Regions from separate parts of the Homo sapiens genome. Here region 2 is linked to region 1. Evidence: read pairs that join two places in POLR2A ChIA-PET (ENCODE). Cell type or tissue: HCT116. All regions are shown on one strand. Links, peaks and the distances in the headings refer to the core of each region. The heading gives the core; the rest is flanking DNA.

Region 1 (7,491 bases), core at 1,841-5,840:
CAAATAAACGAATATAACACTTTTCTTATTTTATGCTCACACCAACTTTATGAAGTTTGGAAGGACCATTCCACAGATGAAGGGACTAAGGCCAGGAGACGTTAGTCAGCTCCCCAGGGTTACATGGCTAGCAAGTGGCATAGCAGGGATTGAATCCGGTGCCTCCTCACTCCAAGCACCATGCTCTCCTCTATGCTATTCCCCTAGCCCTTCACAGCCCAGTGTGCCCCTGGGATGAAACCCTCAGCCCTCCAAGGGTACCAGGCAGGCACTGGCTTGGATTCCCTTTGGGGTAAACCAGTGTGGCCACATTCTTGCTCTTTTCCCAGACCTGAACTTTTTTCCTTCCTATTCACTAATGTTATCAAAACAAACAGAGAGCATGGTTTATGGTGCATGAGGCTTAATTTGACTTAATATATAGACCGCACATATTCCTCAGGAATCCATTAAGTTTAATTGAGTGCAGGCTGTAGACCACGTCCGAGGAAGGACCCGGGTCATCTACAGTTCACATGGCAGAAATGAGTGAGTCACTCGTTGATGGCACAGCCAGGGCTGGATTACCTTGCGGCTTCCTTCCTTAAATGGCCAGAGATTCCAACTGCTGCGTGAATAACAAAGGCCTTAATGTCCCATTGGCCAGTGGAGACCAGGCCAGCAAAGCAAAGGAACCTCAGCAGCTGTTTTTTTCCAGAGTGCCGAAGGCTGCAATCTTAGCCCGGCTCAGCTGTCACGGTGAAACCTAGTGGGGTCCTGCCGGGAGAGCACAGATGGCTCAGGGCCATCGGTCCCACCCCTGGAAAACCACAGTTGGAATCTGTGTCCTGTGGGCAGGGGTCTCCCATGCAGTGTGCTCTGTGGCCAACCCCCTGCCCAGGGAAGCATTGCTTTTTCACTCGAAGGGAACTGCATTATTGGGTAATGCTTCGGGCATAGGAAGAACAGTATTTAAGAATGCGCAGGATGACAAACTTTATCTTCTCCCTCAAACTTTTTTCTTGTTCTTTGGGTTTTATATATTTTTTTTCTTTTTTGAGACAGGGTCTCACTCTGTCACCCAGGCTGGAGTGCAGTGGCACGATCTCAGCTCACTGCAACCTCCACCTCCCAGGTTCAAGCAATTTTCCTGCCTCAGCCTCTCGAGTGGCTGGGACTACAGGTGCCCACCACCATGCTCGGCTAATTTTTGTATTTTTAGTAGAGACGGGGTTTCACCACGTTGGCCAGGCTGGTCTTGAACTCCTGGCCTCAAGTGACCTGCCCACCTCGGCCTCCCAAAGTGCTGGGATTACAGGAGTGAGCCACCAAGCATGGCCCTCCCTCAAACTTTGAATGTCTTATCCACTGTCTTCACTTTCTCTTTCCTGCTTTTTTGTTCTTGACACTCCATTTGTGTCTCTGGAGGACTGGCTAAGTATTAGATAACTATTAAATGACAAATAATAATGACATTTAATAAATATTAAATGTTAAATGTGCAATGTGCTTCTTTGTTAATTAAGCTAAAACAGAGGAATACAAAAGTTTCCATCTATGTGAGGGTCACCCTCATCTCAACTTCTGGTTCTTTCCTGAAGGAAGTCTATGAAAAATCAAGATTCCCCATTCATTATAATGCCCCATAGAAACGGATTATTCTTCTGATGAAAAGGGGGAAAGGATCAATGGTAAACAAAGAACGCTAAAAAGGAGATTGGGAGCAGAATAGCTTAGAGGTTCCAAAGATGACTTGCAGAACCCACGCACAGGGCTTTGAGTGCTAACTCTGACACATTGTTGGGGGACCTTGGGCAAGTCCCTTAAACCATCAGAACCTCAGCTTTCTCATTTGTGAAATGGGAACAATAATACTGAGACTACCGGGAAGGCAACACGAGGTAATGTGGAATGCTCCATAGTTCGCAAGAGCTCAGGAAATGTGGGCTCCATTTCCCTCCTCCTTTTCCCCTCTTAAAGTCTTGATATTTTTCAGCTGTGTACGAACAACACTGGGATGGGCTTTGGCAGATCGTTTAAGGCAAGTTGACTGCCCAGAAGAATTTGTTCCAATCCTAAGGCCTCTCCATATTAATAGGACTGATTGTGTCAAAGCTGATGGAGTCTTTGGTTCCTGGCCAGGGTGCAGAAGCATGAGGGCCTCTTTCATGCTTATGAATGACTGGGTTTGGTGAGCTTCTTTGATGAGCTTCTTTGTCCATATTCAAGGGAATGGGGTCAGTGTCCCTTCCCTAGAAACACTGCACCCACATCTTTGCCCCTTAAAGGGCTGCTTTGTTGTGTCTGCTGTTGTTTTATCTAAACTTTCTTTAAATTGACCTCCTTTCTCTGCAGTATATGCTAAAATAATTGGCCCCTGACCAAATATTTCTGAAAGGAGCCCTAATGCTTTTGGTTAAATGCCAAATAAACAAGTCTCCTGCTGGGGGAGGGTCCTCTTCTGACAGACCCAAAGCCTTGCAGAGCATGAGGCATTGACCACTGTCCTCTCCGCAGATGGAGAGACTCCCCAGGGTCTGTCCGCCTGAGAATAGAGCCTACCCTTCTGTGTGGTGGCACCATCTCCCCACTCTTTGTCTGTCTGCCCTGCAAGGCGTCCCTGTCCTCTGGCTCAGCTACTGTTCCAGGATCAACAAACATGTTGACTTACAGTAAGTCCTCTTGGCTCCCCCATCCCCTGCTCCCTCCCATTGCCCAGAACCATGACATGGAATTAAAATGTGGCCGAACACCCAATGAAGCTATTATGATTTGAACCCAATGAGTATGACCTGACACTCCACGAGGCTGGTTGGGTTTCAGTGGCTAAAACTGCCCAGCGTGCTCAGTTATTTCTTGACACAGATTTCACTCTCTAAAACGGCCTCTCAAAAAAGGATGGTGAGCACTACAATCCCATTTTGAGGATGAATTTGAGAAAGAATGACCTGGAAGAGTACAAATCAAAATGTTAGCATAAGCTGCATCTCCAGCATGGGATTATAGTTTATTTATTTTATTTTATTTCTTAGCTGTATTTTCTAAAATTTCCCTAATAGTCATGTTTCATTCTTGCAATAAAAAAATGAAAAGTTAGGTTTTCAAGTAAATATTGCTAAAACAGTGGCCCACAAATACATCATTTTTTTTCCTGTAGGATGAGCCAAATGCTGACGGTTTTCCTTTTTTTCAGGTATAAATCATTATTTGCTTTGTGTGAGTTGGTGAGTGCTATTTACAAGGCTATTTTAAACTAACAAGCTTATTTTGGAAGGTTATGATAGACTTAGAGGGAATTACAGGATTTGAGTTGGGCAATATCTTGGACGCAGTGCCTGTTATGATGGACAAGAGAAGAAATGACTAAGTGCCTCTTTGGCGGAGACGGAGCCGGAGCAAGCCACTTTAAGTTCCAATGAATTCAAGTAATTACCTTTTTTATATGTCAGTAAAAAACTTCAGCACCCCCTAGAGAGGCTAGGTGTGGATGGTGTCTCTCTTTAACACTTCTTTTCCCAAGACTGGCTAAGGAAGGAATTTGGCTTGATTAGGAACCTTAGTGCTTGCAAGCGTGTGTGTTGAGGTGTTTTTCTGGTGAGTGGTTAACTCATGTTTCAGAACAACAGGGCAGCATTTAGAACATAAAAGAGACACGCAAGATGACTTTCCCGCCAATGGGACGCTCTGGGTTTAGGTAACACTGAACCCTGTGGATGCGCAGAGGTGCTTCCTGACCTGCACTGAAGCCTGCAGAAGGTAGAGGGCGCCATGGGTGGAATTCCCACTTGGCTCCCATATCCGCTGTCAAGTTCCTTAGCTTCCGCTCTGTCCCTGAGTAATGGGAGCAGCTGATCCTGTGTTTCAATGAGTGCTTGCTTTCTGCCTCCAGGGCCCCAGGGAGACCCAGGCCCGCCAGTACCCAGGGCCTGTGTGCGCAGAGTCCGGGTGTTGGAGGCCGCTGCGGAGGGGCTGGCACGGTGGGCTGGGCCGGGAGCCGCAGCGCCCCAGGCGTGGTGTGCCAAGTCTCAGCAGAGCAGACCGGGCTTGACCGACGCTGGCTCCGAGCAGGCCGGGCGAGCCCTCCATTTTGGAAAGGCTCAGGGGATGTTGAAAGGATCTGGCAAGGTTCAGGCCTGCTACAGAGAATCGGTGCTTCTCCACCCGCTTGGATTTGGTGAACACTTCGCAGACACAGGCGGTGATGCCAGCCTTACGAATAAAGAGACTTCCAGAATATCCTGGGGCTCACCTAAGGGAGGGCTGCTGGAGAAGAGTGGCTAGGATGGGAACCTGTGATATTTTCATAGGAAATGAGCGTTTCGTCTGTGCAAACAGTGCACACGAAATCTCCTTTGCGTTACACGTTGGAAATGGTTTTGTGTTCAGAGCCAATGCGGCGGCTTGGGGTCTAGTGTTGGAAAGAATCATAACCCTGATCCTAAAGAGAATGTCAGGTTCTGGGAAGTACAATCAAACATAAAGTTCATTCCAATATCTGGCCCGAGAAGGCAGGCCGGGGGAACATTTCTTTATGTAATAGGGATTCCCATCAAAGTTGTTTATAAGCTGTTTTATGATGCTGTGAGTTGTGATGCAAATCCTGTTCTCTTATTGATTTATGTTATGGGTTTGTGGACTGTCAAAATTACAAAAATAAATCTTAATTTGGGCTATTATAAGTTCAGAATTTGTGATAGCTCAGATGTGAATCTATGAACGTTTATCTTTGTCTATTTAGTTACCTGTTTCTTCTTAGAGAATACAGATTAACAGGACAAAAAAAAAAAAAAAAAAAGCCCCGATGAACAATGTTTAAAATCATTGACGGAAGAAATTGTTTCCAAGCACCCACAAGTAAATAAACACACATGTATTGAACACTGCTGGTCACCACGGGGTGGGGGTGGGGGTAAGGATATAAAGAGAAAGAGGAAGTCTCTGCCCTCAGCATTTAAAACCAACACTAGGTGAGGTGTGGTGGCTCCTGCCTGTATCCCAGCATTTTGGCAGTCCAAGGCAGGAGCATTGCTTGAGGCCAGGAATTCGAGACCAGTCCGGGGAACATAGCCAAATAAAAAAATTAGTCTAGCATGGTGGTGTGTACTTGTAGTCCTAGCTTCTTGGGAGGCTGAGGCTGGAGGATCTCTTGAGCCCAGGAGTTGGGTGTTACAGTGAGCTATGATTGTGTCACTGCACCCTAGTCTGGGTGACAGAGTGAGACCCTGTCTCTAAAAAAAAAAAAGTTAAAATTAAAAAAAAGCAAAAACAAACGCCAAGGGCTCAAATCACTAAGGGCTCAAATAAATTTAATACAAGACAGAGTGCTTTAAATATATCCCTTTCATTCCCAACCTTCTTAAAAGAGGAAATTATGTTTCTTGCTGCCTTCCTGTACCTCACGCTCAAATCTCAAACCGACGAAGCCTGATTTCTTTTAAAAACCTTTTTTTAATTTTCAAAAATTAGTTTTTACTTTTTAGAGATTATTTTTTGGAGACGGAGTTCTCACTATGTTGCCCTGGCTAGGCTCCAACTCCTAGGCACAAGCGATCCTCCCGCCTCAGCCTCCCAAGTAGCTGGGACAACATGCATGTGCCACCATGCCTGGCTTGAAGCCTGATTTCTAATCCTTCCAATCAACTGAAATGCTAAACATTCACTAATCAATAGGCAGTCAGGAGCCTGTCTTCAGTTCTCCTCTTGCTTAAATCTTAGCAGCATTCGATGCTACCGATTGTTTTCGACTTCTTGTTACACTATGATCCCTGGATTCTTTCTCCTGTCTGGTTTCCATCCCAGCTTGTGAATATTCTTTTAGAGGCTCTTACTGACTCTTCTCTCAGTCTTACAATGCCATTGTTTCCCAGGGTTTCATCCTCATGTTTTCTCTTCTCACTCCGGATGCTTTCTCTGAACAAGCTCATAAGCTCCCATTATTTCAACCACAAGTGATATATACCATAACTCAGAAATCTGCTCTTAGCGCTGACCTCCCCACCGACAAGTGTAAGCTTCCTAAAGCTCCTGAGCACTAAGTGGCATACAAAGAGGAAGATTATTATGTTGGCCGTGTGAGGAATGGATTGGACAGAGGTACAGTAGGGAAGGCATGTGGACTAAGAGCCTTTTGGGTCTAGGTGAGGGGTTATGAGGTGCCTTGAACATCTTGATCTACTGTAAATTTGCTTTACTTCCATTCTGCCTCTTCCCACAATATCTTGAGTTATGTGTTTATGTGCCCACCTCCTTTACCAGGCTGTGAGTTATTTGAGGGGAAAGACTATGACTCTCATCTTTGTCTCTTTCGTCCACAGTAAATATGGTAGTATGAGCTACTTACACCATTCAGGCAGCAGTGGGATAGGAAAAGAGGGAAGACATCTTTGATGTTGATACACTCATTGAAGGCACTAGTTGACCAGTTGGATGTGAAGTCTGAGGAGGTGAGAGGAATGGAGGAGGATGCTGAGCATCAAGTCCGGGTGACTGGGGCTGGTGAGACCATGAACTGAGAGAAGGCACACGGAAACAGGGGGCGGTGGAGCCAGCGTGTTGGGATTTGGGTGCAGAGAGACTGAGGCACAGTGGAGTTTGGATGTGGAAATGCTCAGGAGGCAGGTGGAAGCACAACACTGTGTTGACCTGCTGCGACTTAGTTCATGAAACTGAAAGCATTGAGGCTGGGAGTTTAAAAAATGGAATTACGCTAGGTATATCTCCTAATGCCATCCCTCCCCACTCCCCTCACCCCACAACAGGCCCCGGTGTGTGATGTTCCCCTTCCTGTGTCCAAGTGTTTTATGACGAGTTAATGGGTGCAGCACACCAACATGGCACACGTATACATATGTAACAAACCTGCACGTTGTGCACATGTACCCTAGAACTTAAAGTAATATATATGGAATTACCCCCTGAATAATGGCTTCTGAGGGTTTAGGAAGGTCCTTAGAAATCATCTAATCCAATTGTTTGTTGAACGCCTGACTCCTCTGTACAGCTTTCCAGCTGACCTTCCTGCACTTTGGTCTCAGTTGGCAAACTCTCCCTGTGTTTACAGCATTTTTCCTTTTTGATTCACCTTCAAAGACTTCAAAGTCTCTTTTACTTCCAGTTTTAAGTTTCTCTAGCCTTTTTGTCATAACAGATTTTTGTCAGTTATCTGTTTAGAGAGAACTTTTCTTTCTTTCTTTTTTTTTTTAGAGATAGGGTCTTGCTATGTTGCCAAGGCTGGTCTGAAGTCCTCACCTTAAGTGATTCTCCTGCCTTGGCCTCCCAAAGTGCTGGGATTAAAGGCATGAGCCACCATGCCTGGCCTAGAGAAATCTATTACTGAACATTTAGCTTAGGGGTCCATAATTTTACTGTTGGGCTATCTGAAAGTAGGGTTGTTTTAGACTCTGTAAGAGAAGCTTTGGGTTAACTGGGAGACAAAATGTAAGAATTGGCTTAATTCACAGCAACTGACTCTATTATATCTCCAAGGTTTCCACTCTTGGATTTGCTAACTCT
Region 2 (7,491 bases), core at 1,119-5,118, 680 kb before region 1:
AGCCTGAGGCGGAGGATTGCTTGAGCCTGGGAGGTGGAGGTTCCAGTGAGCTATGATCGTGCCACTGCACTCCAGTCTGGGTGGCAGAGTGAGACCCTGTCTCAAAAACAAACAACAAAAAAAATTCGGAACACTGGAGATGAAGAGAAAACATTAATCCATAGAAGGCAAAAAATAAATATTACACATAAAGATTCTGGAATCAGAATGGCAGTGGAACTCTCAAGAACAGCATTGGAAACTGGCAGACAACAAAACAATGCTTTCAATATTTTGAGGAAAAAATAATTTTTTGAATTAGAATTCTCTGCCTCACCAGACCATTAATCAAATGAGAGAGTAAAATAAAGACATTTTCACCTCCTGGCCAGGCATGGTGGCTCACGCCTGTAATCCCAGCACTTGGGGAGGCCGAGGTGGGCGGATCACGAGGTCAGGAGTTCGAGACGAGCCTGACCAACATGCTGAAACCCCGTCTCTACTAAAAACAAAAAACATTAGCCGGGCATGGTGGCACGCACCTGTAATCCCAGCTACTCAGGAGGCTGAGGCAGGAGAATTGCTTGAACCCAAGAAGTGGAGGTTGCAGTGAGCAGAGTTGGAGCCACTGCACTCCAGCCTGGGTGACAGAGGGAGACCCCATCTCAAAAAAAAAAAAAAAAGACATTTTCACTTCCTGGGCACCTTCTTCCAGAGCCACCAGAGGCTACACTCCACCAGAATGAGGGGATAACCCACTGAAGAGTAGGACCACAGTCAGGACAAAGGGATCTGACCCAGGAGAAAGGTGAAAGGGGCCTCCAGACGGCAGCTACACCCAGAGAGAGCCAGTCCAGAAAGGAACTGGGGCCCTGAAGTCCAGGGGAAAATGGACACTGATAGCTACATTATTTCATGTGTGTTTGACCACGTAGAAAATCTTATGCGGGGGTTTTGCAATTCAGTTGGAGAATGTGGAAAGAAATAGTAATAATGACATGGGAAATTGAGCAAATGGGAAATTAAATAGTATAAGAAAGAGAATGTAATGCGAATGCATTACTTAGCTCAACAGTGAACAACACTCACATAGAAATAATAGGGTCAATAATAAATATTGGCTTAACCAATATCTTGATATAATTATGTTTGCAGGGTTGAGGAAGTAGAAGTGGCAGGCTGGGATAATATGAGAGTAGAGGCCGGGCGCGGTGGCTCACACCTGTAATCTCAGCACTTTGGGAGGCCGAGGCGGGTGGATCACCTGAGGTCAGGAGTTTGACACCAGCCTGGCCAACATAGTGAAACTTCGTCTCTCCTAAAAATATAAAAAATTAGCTGGGCATGGTGGCGGGCGCCTGTAATCCCAGCTACTCAGGAGGCTAAAGCAGGAGAATCGCTTGAACCTGGGAGGCGGAGGTTGCAGTGAGCCAAGATTGTGCCATTGCACTCCAGCCTGGGCGACAAGAGTGAAACTGCGTCTCAAAAAAAAAAAAGAAAGAGAAAGAGAGTAGAATACCTTCATCCTGGCTGGCGTGGTGGCTCATGCCTATAATCCCAGCAATTTGAGAGGCTGAGGCAGGTGGATTCCTTGGGTTCAGGAGTTCAGAGATCAGCCTGAGCAACAGGGCTAAACCCTGTCTGCAAAAAAATAAAAAAGAAAAAAAAATAGCCAGGCATGGTGGTGTGTGTCTGTAGTCCCAGCTACTAAGGAGGCTGAGATGGGAGGATCGCTTGAGCCCGGGAAGTTGAGGCTGCAGGGAAGCATGGTCGTGCCACTGCGCTCCAGCTTGTGTGACAGAGTGAGACACTGTCTCAAAATAAATACGTAGAGAGATGTAGCTATCTCCTATTGGTTGTGTTTCTTTGGAGAACCCTGATGAATACAGCATCACTTCCGCCATGCTCTATCGGTCAAAGCAGTCACCAAGATCCACCCAGGTTAGAGGGGAGGAAACACAGAGCCCCCTACTCCATTCTGTGGGAGAAATGTCATGGTCTCATTGGAAGAAAAGCATTGTGAGCTGGGAGATATTGTAGCCATCTTTGGAAAATACAATCTGTCACAGGCAGGGAACTGCTGTTTTTTGTAATAAACCTTATAGTACTATCTCACTATTTAAACAGTGTATGTGTATCATTTTTATAAAATGATAAAAAAATCTTAAATACAAGTTTAGTGCATATAGAAGCTATTCTTATGATCCTTTGGCAAAAGAGGAGAATGCTGTCAGAGAGGTTAAGAGAATGTTTGAGTTAGGGCTGGGATTTGAATCAGATCCATTGATCTTCATTCAGAGCTCTTTTCTTTATTACTAACCAGAAGACCAAGGGGAGTCACTGTCATTTACATTAATGACCACAGCCTATCTCAATTATAATAGTTAACAAGTGGGCTGGCTCTCCAACCTCAGCATGCTAGCTTTACCTGTTAGCCTGAATATTAATATGAACTTTGAATGCAAATGATCAATCTCAACTAACCAAGATCAAAGCAGACACTGTTGCTGTCTAATATGATGCTTCGTGTGTCTGAAAATGGAATTTGTATTTTTAGACAGCAGATCCTGGAATTGGAGTTGCACTTAGCATCCTTCAGGGTGATTCTGCCTTAGGCTTGGAATTTTTTTTTTTTTTGAGACGGAGTCTTGCTCTGTCGCCCAGGCTGGAGTGCAGTGGCACGATCCTGGCTCACTGCAAGCTCCGCCTCCCGGGTTCATGCCATTCTCCTCCCTCAGCCTCCCGAGTAGCTGGGACTACAGGCGCCCGCCACCACGCCCGGCTAATTTTTTGTATTTTTAGTAGAGACGGGGTTTCACTGTGTTAGCCAGGATGGTCTTGATCTCCTGACCTCGTGATCCGCCCGCCTCGGCCTCCCAAAGTGCTGGGATTACAGGCATGAGTCACCGTGCCCGGCCCAGCCAGGCTTGGAATTTTTAATGTCCACTTAAAACACACACACACACACACATATACACACCCACCCACACACACACACAAACACACACACACTCCAAACTAAAATAAAACAAAAATGAAAACAGAAGTCTTTCAAATAAGGCTCTGCCTAGATCAGGAATGCTACCCTTGCCTACTCTCAACATACACAGGCACAAACCACCAAGTTTCCCAGGAGAGGACACTGAACTTGGGCCTGTGATAGCTCAAGGCATGAGCCACTGGTCTTCAAATCCATCCCCATTGCCAGCACATCGCATCACTCTGCCACTGACTCACTCCTTCCGAGGAGCTACCGCTATTCCCAGACCACAGCCGAGGACTAGGACACAGATTCTGGGTGGTCAGGTATATTGGTCAAGTTTGAACCTGGTCCATGAAGCAAGAATGCCTCATGCAAAAAAACATAAACTGCAAATAGAAACAGGAGGAAGAAGAGGAAGAGCCTCCCCACATTACATACTTGAAATGTTTAATGAAAGGTGTTCCTGCTGGCTTCGTTGAAAATGATCTTTACAACTTTCTAATTGGACAGATAATGCACCTGAGAATCTGGACTCAAGTTATGTGACCATTAGTGGAATCTACATAACTGTGCCTAGCAGGAGTTGAGTAATTCTAAAACTTACTTTTGGCCGGGCGCGGTGGCTCATACCTATAATCCCAGCACTTTGGGAGGCCGAGGTGGGCGGATCACCTGAGATCAGCAGTTCGAGGTCAGCAGTTCAAGGCCAGCCTGGCCAACATGGCGAAACCCCATCTCTACTAAAAATACAAAAATTAGCTGGGCATGGTGGTACACACCTGTAATCCCAGTTACTGAGGAGGCTGAGGCAGGAGAATCACTTGAACCCGGGAGACAGAGGCTGCAGTGAGCTGAGGTTACACCACTGCACTCAAGCCTGGGTGAGAGTGAGACACCATCTCAAAAAAAATAATAATATTAATAACATTAAAGTTACTTTTTTTTTTTTTTGAGACAGAGTCTCGCTCTGTCGCCCAGGCTGGAGGGCAGTGGCGCTATCTCAGCTCACTGCAAACTCCGCCTCCCAGGTTCACGCCATTCTCCTGCCTCAGCCTCCCGAGTAGCTGGGACTACAGGCGCCCACCACCTTGCCCAGCTAATTTTTTGTATTTTTTAGTAGAGATGGGGTTTCACCACGTTAGCCAGGATGGTCTTGATCTCCAGACCTCGTGATCCGCCCGCCTCGGCCTCCCAAAGTGCTGGGATTACAGGCATGAGCCACCGTGCCCGGCCTAAAGTTACTTATTTAAAAATGCAGGGCATAGAGGGAAGAAAGGGGAAGCAAGAGTGGAACACGATCTCTCAGAAATTCCATTGCAAGGCCGGGCATGGTGGCTCACACCTGTAATCCCAGCATTTTGAGAGGCTGAGGCAGGTGGATCACTTGAGGTCAGGAGTTTGAGACCAGCCTAGGCAACAGGGCGAAATCTTGTCTCTACTAAAAATACAAAAATTAGCTGGGTGTGGTGGCAGGTGCCTGTAATCCCAGCTACTCAGGAGGCTGAGGCAGGAGAATCACTTGAACCTGGGAGACAGAGGTTGCAGTGAGCTGAGATCGCGCCACTGCACTCCAGCCTCGGCGACAGAGCAAGATTCTGTCTCAAAAAAAAAAAAAAAAAAAAGAAAAAAAATTCCATTGCAAATATAAGGGCTCAGGATAGTTTTCAAAAGAATCCAAGTCCGAAACGTCAGAAAGAAGGGGAAAAATTTTTTGGCAGTGCTGGGCAAGCTGAGTTGGTGGTGAGGCTGTGGCAGGTGGAGGGGTTATAACCAAAGAACAAGGGATGGGTGTGTGAGGGACCATAGGAAAAGACGGAATTCCTTTTGAGCCCAAATTAGGGCTGCAGGGTAGAACTCAGCCTTGAGATAGGAAAATGGAAATGTAGTACCCAAATAGGAGGATCGTAACAGGGGCTTGAAGATGCACCTAGAAGAGATTTGTTAGAACTCTGTGTATGCGCAAAGCTGAGTTAGGAGGTGATATCCTCACTATTCATTATGGGCTGAATTATGTCTCTCCAAAATTCATATATTGACATCCCAACACCAAGAACCTAAGAATGTGACTCTATTTGGAGATAGTGCCTTTAAAGAAGTAATTTTTTTTTTTGAGACGGAGTCTCACTCTGTCGCTCAGACTGGAGTGCAGTGGCACGATCTTGGCTCACTGTAACCTCTGCCTCCTGGGTTCAAGTGATTCTCCTGTCTCAGCCTCCTGAGTAGCTGAGATTACAGGTGAGCGCCACCACACCCGGCTAATTTTTTTATTTTTGGTAGGGACGGGGTTTCACCATGTTGACCTGGCTGATGTCAAACTCCTGGCCTGAAGCGATCTGCCTGCCTTGGCCTTCCAAAGTGCTGGGATTACAGGCATGAGCCACTGTGCCCGGCTCCTTCATGCATTTATCATCCACGTTTTGATGTTAGGTCTAGCAAGACCGTTCAAATGCATAGGTTGATACAAATTTTTGATGAGATTTATTAAAATAAAAGATGCAGATAAAAAATGCACTCCTGATTGATTTATTTATTTTGCTCAAGTATGGAAAAGAGAGTTCTCTTGGCCACTAAAGCCCTAATTAAAAAATAAAGCACATTGTGATTGGAGAGCCATACTCTATATACATAATAAATGAGGCCTTAGACGGGCACACAGGTGGAGCTGACTGACTGGCAGGCAGGGCATATTCTTTGTGGCTTCTTTGGCCCTGAGGAAGCACATTTTTTAAAACCAAAAAAATAGATAACCAACTATAATAAAGTGACATGGAAAACTAACTTTATAAATATAATACTCTAAGAGGCCAGAATGGGGAAAATGGCAGCAGAGAAATGTGTCCTCATAGATTTGAACTGGGTCATCCGCAAAGCTTTGGCGATTGCTCTGAAGACTTCAGATTTTATTCTGGAAGCATGTTGAGGCATCAGAAGTGCCAAGAGCTGGGCGTGGAGGCTCAGACGTGTAATCCTAGCACTTTGGGAGAATGGTTTGAGGTTAAGAGTTCAAGATCAGCCTGGGCGACATAGCAAGGTGCCCCCATCCCCAATCTCTTAAAAAAAACAAAGTGCCTGGCCAGGCGTGGTGGCTCGCGCCTGTAATCCCAGCACTTCGGGAGGCTGAGGCGGGTGGATCACAAGGTCAGGAGTTCAAGGCCAGCCTGGCCAATATTGTGAAACCCCGTCTCTACTAAAAATACAAAAATTAGCCGGGCATGGTGATGTGTGCCTGTAATCCCAGCTACTTCGGAGGCTGAGGTAAGAGAATCGCTTGAGCCCGGGAGGTGGAGGTTGCAGTGAGCCGAGATCGCGCCACTGTACTCCAGTGTGGGCGACTAGAGCAAGACTCCAACTCCCCCAACCCCCCAAAAAAAGTGCCAAGAGGTAATCATATTGGTAGTTTATTAACTTAACTCTGAAAGCCAGAAGGAAGAGGATGTAGCACAGATAGGGGCCCAGAAGTAGGAATAATTCAAAATAGAGATAAATAGGAACTGAATGAGGGCAAGAGCCATGAAAATTGGGGAAACATATGGATTTTTTCAGAGATATTCAAAGATAGAAGCAAGAGGACTAGGTGGCATTAAATTTAATGACATTAAAGACCATTAAATTAAAGGTCTAGGCCAGTGCAGTGGCTCATACCTTTAATCCCAGCACTTTGGGAGGCTGAGGCAGGTGGATCACCTGAGGTCAGAAGTTTAAGACCAGCCTGACCAACAAGGTGAAACCCTGTCTCTACTAAAAATACAAAAATTAGCTGGGCACGCTGGTGCATGCCTATAATCCCAGCTCCACCGGAGGCTGATGTGGGAGAATCGCTTGAACCTGGGAGGTGGAGGTTGCAGTGAGCTGAGATTGTGCCATTGCACTCCAGACTGGGCAACAGAGCAAGATTCTGTCTCAAAATAAAATAAAATAAAATAAATAAAAGAAAAAAGAAAAGTCTAGGGAAACAGTAAAGTCAAGGCTTCTGGCTTACATAATATATTAGTTTTCTATTGCTACTGGGACAAATTATCACAAATCTAGTGTCTTAACATAAATTTATTATCTAACAATTGTGGTGGTCAGAAGTCTGAGAGGGGTCTCACTGGGCTAAAATTAAGGTGTTGCAGGGCTGTGTTTCTTTCTAGGGGCTCTCAGAAGGAATCTGTCTTCCTGCTTTTTCCATTTTCTAGCAGCTATCCACATTCCTTGGCTTGTGGCCCCCTTCCTCCATGTTCAAAGCCAGCAATGGCCGACTGAGTCCTTTTCCTTCTGCATCTCTGACCCTTCTTTCATGGTCACCTCTCTATCTGATCACAGCCAGAAAAGGTTCTCCACTTTTAAGGACTCACGTTGACAGACTAGGCCCAGCTGGATAATCCAGGAGAATCACCACATCTCAAGGTTTGTAACCATAATCACATGTGCAAAGTCCCTTTTGCAGGAATTAGGACATGGACATCTCAGGGGTCATTATTCAGCCTAGTGAATAGCCTATCAAAGAGCCCAGTTTTTCTAACTGACCCATTATCGGGTCGTGAAAT

The links. ChIA-PET counts read pairs that join two places held together with the same protein. Peaks named below come from ENCODE experiments on the same cell type or tissue, not always from the same donor. Only the 100,000 strongest peaks of a DNase experiment are listed, where the experiment ranks them.
Region 2: POLR2A ChIA-PET joins it to region 1 with 5 read pairs; 2 of 35 experiments call an interaction of 5 or more read pairs at or near these places.

The regions. Positions count from the first base shown.
Region 1 is chr1:244,207,573-244,215,063 of GRCh38, reverse strand. No RefSeq gene overlaps it. Among named protein-coding and RNA genes, the nearest start is that of SPMIP3, 140 kb to the left of the region's middle. In HCT116, for the core only: a CTCF peak has its summit at 3,738; a DNase peak (open chromatin) is centred at 3,703.
Region 2 is chr1:244,888,343-244,895,833 of GRCh38, reverse strand. All of the region lies in intron 2 of LOC124904588 (UPF0764 protein C16orf89-like), which reads left to right. Among named protein-coding and RNA genes, the nearest start is that of HNRNPU, 28 kb to the right of the region's middle. In HCT116, for the core only: no CTCF peak of the experiment used is centred there; a DNase peak (open chromatin) is centred at 3,163.